Regions from separate parts of the Mus musculus genome. Here region 2 is linked to region 1. A link is a contact called in ENCODE Hi-C or POLR2A ChIA-PET data. All regions are on one chromosome and are shown on one strand. The core of a region is the stretch at or near the end of the contact, and the rest is flanking DNA. Distances in the headings are between cores, read along the strand shown. Region 1 holds the start of Slc7a1 (solute carrier family 7 (cationic amino acid transporter, y+ system), member 1). Region 2 overlaps Slc7a1 (solute carrier family 7 (cationic amino acid transporter, y+ system), member 1).

Region 1 (4,013 bases), core at 472-2,971:
AGGGTGAGGTGGGGGTGGGGAGAAACTGATCTACCAAATATAATAATGACCATGTGTCTTAGAAGAGAAATCCCGAAGGGAGCCAGCTTGTCTTCATACCTTTAAAAAATAATAATAATAATCTAAAACCTGTAATTATGGGCCAAGAAAGAGCCCTGGGGCTGTGAGATTCAGCCCTAGCCACTGGGGTATCTCTTATCTCTACTTAACTAGTTCCTTTGGTTTATTCACCCCCCCCCACCCTCCCTTATATACCCTCTAAATTTCACCCTTAAGTAAAACATGATCTCAAAACGCTAAACTTTTCAGAGCTGTTTCAATTCATGGGGTGACTTTCCCCCTCTAAATGTCTATTCTGATCTCGTGAGTCACGCCCTTTTGTTTTAGTGGCAGAAGGGTGTGCTCTAGTCAAAATAATAATTTCCATTGAGACCAACTAAAAATACCAGGGGGATGACTGTGTCGAGGTTTCCTATTATCTTAACCACACATGAAGGGCAAGAAATGTTACAAAAATCCCAATTACCAGCTGACTCCATGACAGCTAAGACAGTCAACCAAAAGATAACGCAGAAGATAACGCTCCGGATTCTAGTGAAAGTTTACTCACCTTTAGAAGAAATACACCTATGGTTGAAACCCTGTCCTCCTGCACGTGAGAGTATAACTGTGGGTGCTGGGAAATGTAGTTTTTTAGTTTGTTTTGTTTTCCTGACAGCACATGTCTGCCTATCCCAGCACATGTCTGCCTATCCCAGCACATGTCTGGCTATCTTAACACACAAGTCCACACAGCAGTGGGCTGGAGCGAGCGACACTGGACTGCTCTGCGGACACCCTTGGCTGGTGACCTGATCGTGCCCAGGAAGTCTTCCACTGGACAGAAACACACGGAGCACAGGTTGTCTACGGAGCCGGAAGAACTTCCTCCCACTCCACACCATCTGGAAGAACAGTCTGTGCAGGCCGAATCGGGTCACAAGGAAAACCCACCCAAGAGGGAGTCCCTCCAAAGGGACCTCTGGAGACTATGAGGCGACCCGGAGGACAGGAATCTCAGGTCTCGGGTCATGCCTGCGAGACCTGACAAGAGTCCATCCTGCGCGCGGCTCGGCTGACGACACTGCCCGGGACCGCGTGGCGGGGCGGGGTGCCGCGCACCGCGCCATGTAAGGGAAGGTCTCCCAGACTGCCGTGACTCCGGATGCCACCCGGGGCAGCCTGCGTAGATGGGTCCCCGCGCCCACGTGGAGCCTACACACGGCGCCACGCGTGGCGGGCGTCACCCGGGTCGCCCGTGTTCACTCCCTCCCGCTGTTGCATCATGCACCACGCCGCGCCTGCAAAGGACCAAGATGGACTCGGAGGAGGCGACCGGAACACTGGTGCCCGCCCCACGCACCCATCCCCCGGAGATGGAGAGGATAAGAAGAACCCTCGCCCTGCCTGAAACGCCACCCGAGGCCACACACACAGACACACACGCACACCGAGGTGACTCAGGCTTTCAGAGCTTCCTGGGCAATCACAAGGATCGCGTACTCACGGAGGAGGCGGCAAGATGTTGAGCTGTGTGGAGACCGCGGGTAGAAAGCCTCTCACACCTGCTAGCTGAGGGGATGGCGCACGCGGGCGGAATCCGAGCCGGTTTCATCAGCCGCGCGCCGCCCTCCGCGGGCCCCACGGCCACGGCCAGTGCTGCGCGTCAGCTTCCAGGGCACCAATGACAGCGCCGCGCGGCCGCGCCCCTGTGGGCGGGGACACCCGAGACCGGGCTTCCCCGCCGGTTTGGGCGCCTCCCGCGCGCGCCCTTGGTCCTCCGCAGCCGCAACTGAGCTTGAGTCAGAGCTGATGGCACAGGCTGAGGGGTGCGAGCCCCCTCCTGGGGAGCCACGGACAGCTGACGACCAGGTTTCTTGCTCCAAACTGGATGTAAGACACATTTTAAAGACTTTTTTTTTTTTTGGACTTAGTTGTAAATCTTCTTTTGACATTGGACTACTTTACGGCTGTGCCCTAGCTAACGCCTTAGCCTCCGCCTTGGTCAGGAAGGGCCCCAGAACCTGCAAGCCTCCCTTTGATACAAGGTAGTTCCTCCACATAGCCAACAGAACAGTTCAGGCAGTTCACACCCGCGGGACTCTCCCCAAGTTTAGTACCCAAATCTAGTCTTCAGGGTTCCTTCTGATCTCTGCTCCAAAATCGAGAACTACAGTCTATAGGGCTGAGGGATGGCTCAGCGGTTAACACTGACAACCCTTTCAGAGGACCCAGTTCTGACTCCCCACATGGGGGCTCACAACTAATCTGTAAGTCTTGAATGTGATGCACAGACATACACAGGTAAACCATAAATATGCATAAGATAAAAGTTTTTATAAAGAATTATATCGAAGCCCGGCAGTGGTGGCACACACCTTTAGTCCCAGCACTTGGGAGGCAGAGGCAGGTGGATTTCTGAGTTTGAGGCCAGCCTGGTCTACAGAGTGAGTTTCAGGACAGCCAGGGCTATACAGAGAAATCCTGTTAAAAAAAGAGAGAGAGAGAGAGAGAGAGAGAGAGAGAGAGAGAGAGAGAGAGAGAGAGAGAGAGAGGAAGGAAGGAAGGAAAGAAGAAAGAAAGAAAGAAAGAAAGAAAGAAAGAAAGAAAGAAAGAAAGGAAGAAAGAGAGAAAAGAAAGGAAAAGAAAAGAAAAAGAGAAAAGAGAAGGTGGATGCTATGTGTGTTCTCAAGTGTGCCTTATCAGTAAAGGGATTCATTGTCAGCCACAGCTGTTGATACTCCCATAGAATTAAACTAACGATGTATTAATTTATATTGCCCAGCCAAAAAGTCTTAATGAATACGTAGAGGGAGGTGGATAGCACTAAAGCACTTCTAACACTTGTAAGATAACATTAAAGCACTTCTAACAGCGTTTGTGATAATAACAAGGCATCAAACATGCTTTGTTTTCCAACAGCCAACAGAAGTAAGTGTCAATCATGCGGTGATGAACTGATTCCTGCCAATCTAGTAGGGAGGTCTCCTGAATCTTTACCAGGTGCCCCCTTCTCACAGAGGGAAACCTCCCATCTTTCAGCGCCCACCAGCTTTGCCTTCAGCACCAGATGAGTATCTGACTCCGAATTCGAACGCTATTCACTGTGTGTCCTCCACAAATCGGCACACTACTGCTTATGAAAATTTACGTTCTCTTAAAAACTGCTTGCCCTGTCCTCGTCTGGGATTTTGGTGTGATACAGGTCCCGTCAAACAAGCTGAAAATCAAAAAACGGAGTCACGGGTAATAAAATCCCACACCAATAAGCTGAAGCTAAACTGACCTCTCAAGAAATTAGGAAATTAGCGATGACCAGTTTATGTAATGATTCTCTGTGCATAAACCCTTAACCAAAAAGAGCAAGCTGGATCAACCAGATATTAGGCAGCTTTTTCTCTATTGTCCCTTCTCCCTGCCTCTACTATGCAGAGACAGTAACTTCTACCTGCTTTCTTCAGCTCATTCCTATCTAGAAGACCAACTTCAGCTTTACTGCTTTTGTTTTGCTTTGTTTTTGTTTTTGTTTTTGTTTTTGTTTTTTTTTTTTTGAGACAGGATCTCACTATGCAGCCCTGGCTCTCATGGAACTCACTTTCTATGGACCAGAATGGCCTCGAACTCAGAGACACATCTGCCTCTGCCTCCCCAAGTGCTGGGGTTAAACGTGTGTGCCACCAAGCCTGGCTACAATTAAGATCTTTAAACCATAGTTTTGTTATTTGACTCTGTGTGTGTGTGTGTGTGTGTGTGTGTGTGTGTTGCACACATATCACATGTCAGTGTTCAGACATGCAGAGGCCAAAACATGATATCAAGTGTATCCTTCTATCACTGTCTGCCTTACTGACATAAAGCAGGATCTCTCAATGAGCCCCCACACTCATCACTTTTTGGTAAGGCTGCCTGGTCAGCGAATGCTTGTAATCTGCTCATTTCTGCCTCCCAGTTTGGAGGTTAAAGGCACATGCAGC
Region 2 (3,913 bases), core at 528-3,027, 39 kb before region 1:
GGCCGGACCCTAACTGACCTGGGTCTCGCCCTCCGCCAGCTTAAGAATCCCAGCCAAGCAGCCAGGGTAATCCTGTGCAGCTTTTCTCATTCCTGGCTCGCAGGACACATTGTCCAAACATGCCTCCTGTCGCCTGACAACTCACTTTGTCATTCCACCCAACATCCACAAGTACACGATGACTGACTCGCATTTAATGACAACTTAACTGGTCACTCCTAACACAAAGGGAGTGATTCAAAGTAACACACACACACACATATATACACACTCACTACTCACCCCCTGCTGCTGGCTTTGAACTATAGGAAACCAGAGGGTGGAGGTAAAAGTGGGTCATTTCAGTTGCTTGAACCACCCAGGGCTGTGGTAGGAAGGTTTTAGAGGTCATACAGACAGCAGGCTTGGAAAACATATGTAGAGGGAACTCTAGACGTGGCCGAGAGATTAAACATGATGATGGAAATATTATATATCTGCAAAAGTATCAAAAACAGTATATAAAGAATTTTCAGCCAGGGAGTGGTGGCCCACGCCTTTAGTCCCAGCACTTGGGAGGCAGAGGCAGGTGGGTTTCTGAGTTCGAAGCCAGCCTGGTCTACAGAGTGAGTTCCAGGACAGCCAGGGATACACAGGGAAACCCTGTCTTGAAAAACCGAAAGAAAGAAGGAAAGAAAGAAAGAAAGAAAGAAAGAAAGAAAGAAAGAAAGAAAGGAAGAAAGAAAGAAAGGAAGAAAGAAAGAAAGAAAAATTTTCAGGGCAGGGTGACTGAGACCATGGCCTCTCTTAGAGGACTATAGGGCTCTTTTATTTCCTGAACTTTTACTGTCTTCCCACCTATATTGAGCACACAATGCCTTTGAATTAGAGGGAGAAAAATCTCTCTAATGAAACCAACAAACAGCACAGGGGCATAAAGAAGATAAGAGGCTCCCTGCAAGGTCGGCCCACCTCGTGTCTACATAGGAAATGGTGGTAATTAGGTCCGTGGGATTTGTTATGTTTTCCGCTGTCTCCGTGAGGGTCTGTCTGGAAATTTCCAAAATTAAAGGCGAAAAGAAACAAATTCACCTACAACTGACCCGGAAATGTTTGTGCACCCTACACCAGGCCCCGGGGCACGCCCAGGACCTGCACAACTTCAAATGTTATCAGCCACTGTGACAATGGACTGGGTGAAATAGTCTTTTCCTATAGAATCAAGTTGAACAATGTGGAATTATTAATATTGAACCATTTTTATTGGTTTTATAAAAATATAGCCAACAGCTTAAAAAAAATAGACCAGGTGGGATTTCAGGTATTTTTCTCTGGGGCTTCATTCTAACTCATGCTGGAAGAGCCAACATGAACTCTAAAGATTAGATGTGGGGAAAAGGAATAATTTAGAGAGGTGGAGAGCATTGGGGGTGGGGTGAGAGGTAGGGCATTTCCAATCACACATTTTTGCATACGTATACTATAAGGGGCATGGTGAAGTTTACTTTCCAGCAGGTACTGGGTAGAAATAGCACACACCTGCAGCTGCTGCTGGCACACGCGGCAACGGACAATTGAAACCACGCTGCTGGTTAGAGGCCAAGGAGAAGCTGGAGGGCTGGGGGGAACTACATCTCAAGGGGTCTAGGCTGGCCAAGGGTGACTTCCATGGCTGGGCGTATATAGGCTCCGGTTTTGGCACCTTCTTGTACAGTGTTTTAATCTGATTGGCGAAGGTAGCTTTGCTTAAACAAATGTCAGAACGTGACACAGTTCTGGCTCTGACTTTTCAAAGAGCCCTCAGGCACACAGAACCCACGCCCCTGGTTGCCATGGGTATTATCTAGGCAGACGAGGTCATGCACAAGTAATCCCTATACAGGAAATGCCACATTTTGTGGTCAGTCTTCCTGGTCTATTCCAAGTCACAGTTCACTGGCGGCCAGAATCTCAGAGGCTCGCTCCAGAAGGAAAGTGTTAATAATCTGAGATACTCATTCAGGCCCTCATCTTTAAAACGAGTAGTCATATTTGTCCCTGCCACAAGGTTTCCTCCTGTGTAACATGCATATAAATGGGTGGACACCTTGGGAGGCAGGAACAGAAAGAAAATGTCCAGTTACAGAAAAGTCTTTGGAGACCGGAATGTTTATCTGCACGATCAAAGATCCAAGCAGCCCACAGGACAGGTGGAGGGAAGGAAAGGCACCCAGAACGCTGGAGTAATTCTAAAGGAATGAGGCTAACTGCCCCGTGGGAGAGCACTGTGGCCACAAGCAGTGAATTCTAGTTATGTAGGTTAGTGGCTGTGTCGACTGCTTGCTTTAATTATTCTAATGTGATAAGGTCACATCACCCCAGGATCTGAACTTGACCCACTGCCTCAAATGCTTTAGACCCAAATAGCTGAATCTGCTTCCTTCTTCCTGACAGTCTGTTGTACATCTGAGAAGAAGGCCATAGGTCCTGTCTACTATTTTTAAGGCTGTGTGTGTGTGTGTGTGTGTGTGTGTGTGTTCCTGGAGATGGATGGAATGAGCTCAACACACGCCCACTGCTGAGCTACACGTCTAGCCTTTTAAAGAATGCCTAAAAGCTGAATGCAGACATTTCAACTTATGTCTTAAGCAAGATCCACCATAGTCCCTCTCCCCCACCCCTGTCACCTGACAACCTATTTCAAGGTCGCCTTGCTTGCTACAGCAAAGAAGAAGTCCTTCAAGAGTCTAGAACACATTCTTCTATACAGCCAAACTCCGAAGAGTAGCCGAAGCCGCCATGCTCCCCGTAAGGCTGTGTACTCCAGCCACCACACACACAGGGCCCAGAGACCCTGACACAGCCAGAGGTTGTCCACCACACCCACTTGGATGGCTTGAAGCATCCTTGGAACCCAGAGAATATGCAAAGTGATGGGCTGGGTGTCACTCCGGCAGGGAGGTCAGCCATACAGGGCTGTATCTTGTTTGTAGCCCCTCCATACTGGTTCATCGGAGCAAGCTGCCATACTGGGACAGGCCCCTTGACAACAAGCCTCAGATCGCCAGTCCTACACCTCAAGGAAATGGATCACAATACATTATACACACACACACACACACACACACACACACACACACATATGATACTAGCAATAAATAAATAAATAAAAACTGAAATTTAAAAAGCAAAACAAAACGCTACCTATAGTAACACCAAAAAATATGTCTCTGGCCAAGTATTGAGGCACGAAACTTTAATCCCAACACTTGAGAGGCAGAGTTGAGTTGATCCCTTTGAGTCTGGGGCCAGCCCGCTCTACATATGGATGGAGCTGCAGGCCATCCGGGACTATATAATAAGGCCCTGTCTCCAAAAAAAAAAAAAAAAAAAAAAGGTCTCCATGATGGGCCATCGTCATGGTAGGATTTCAGATCCCACAAAAGATGAGCCGCTCACTGCCCTGGCCACGCAGTGCTTCTATCTCCATGGCAAGAAGAAAGCAAGTAACTGCTCAGATCCAACCACCTGCACAACAAGTACTTATTGAGTGCCTGCTGTATACTACAAACCCTGCCCTGTGGATGGAGAAGAGGCAATGTTAGCTTACAGGCCATTCTGCTAGGCTCCTCCTAGGGACCCGGCAACAGCCGTACGTCATCACCTGCCACCATGACCTGCCTCCACCAGGAGTGGCATCACCCCAGTTCTTGTGTTTGTTCGTGCCCCCCCCCCTTTTCTGTCCCTCCTTCTCTGCCCTCATGGCATGGCTCTATCTGCCTCTATACCCCTCTTCCAGACCCTCACTCCCTCCCTTTTCCCCAAACAAACCTCCTTTATATTAGGTCTGTTGCATAGCATGCGCGGTTTCTCCAGGGGACTCCTTGGCACAGGCCCACCAGGCACGCGCACACACGCACACACGCGCACACACACACACACACCCCTCTGCCAC

Evidence for each region. Hi-C counts contacts between places; a loop is a spot of excess contacts on that map. ChIA-PET counts read pairs that join two places held with the same protein, here RNA polymerase II (POLR2A).
Region 2: a loop to region 1 is called in a map of heart, with 1.8 times the contacts of the local background. The contact joins the enhancer-like site here to the promoter of Slc7a1 in region 1. A Hi-C loop is called at or near these places in 2 of 37 maps with a recorded cell type or tissue (heart and left cerebral cortex). POLR2A ChIA-PET finds 5 or more read pairs at or near these places in 4 of 5 experiments (Patski and embryonic stem cell).

Annotation. Positions count from the first base shown.
Region 1 is chr5:148,398,183-148,402,195 of GRCm38, forward strand. It overlaps Slc7a1 (solute carrier family 7 (cationic amino acid transporter, y+ system), member 1), which reads right to left and starts at 1,722. Exons shown (of 13, transcript NM_007513.4): 1 at 1,547-1,722.
Region 2 is chr5:148,359,619-148,363,531 of GRCm38, forward strand. All of the region lies in intron 2 of Slc7a1 (solute carrier family 7 (cationic amino acid transporter, y+ system), member 1), which reads right to left. Among named protein-coding and RNA genes, the nearest start is that of Slc7a1, 38 kb to the right of the region's middle. Within about 2 kb of position 1,778, at least 1 of the 3 ENCODE cell types and tissues checked has a DNase peak (open chromatin) inside an H3K27ac peak, as active enhancers do; it is heart, where a contact is called at or near this core.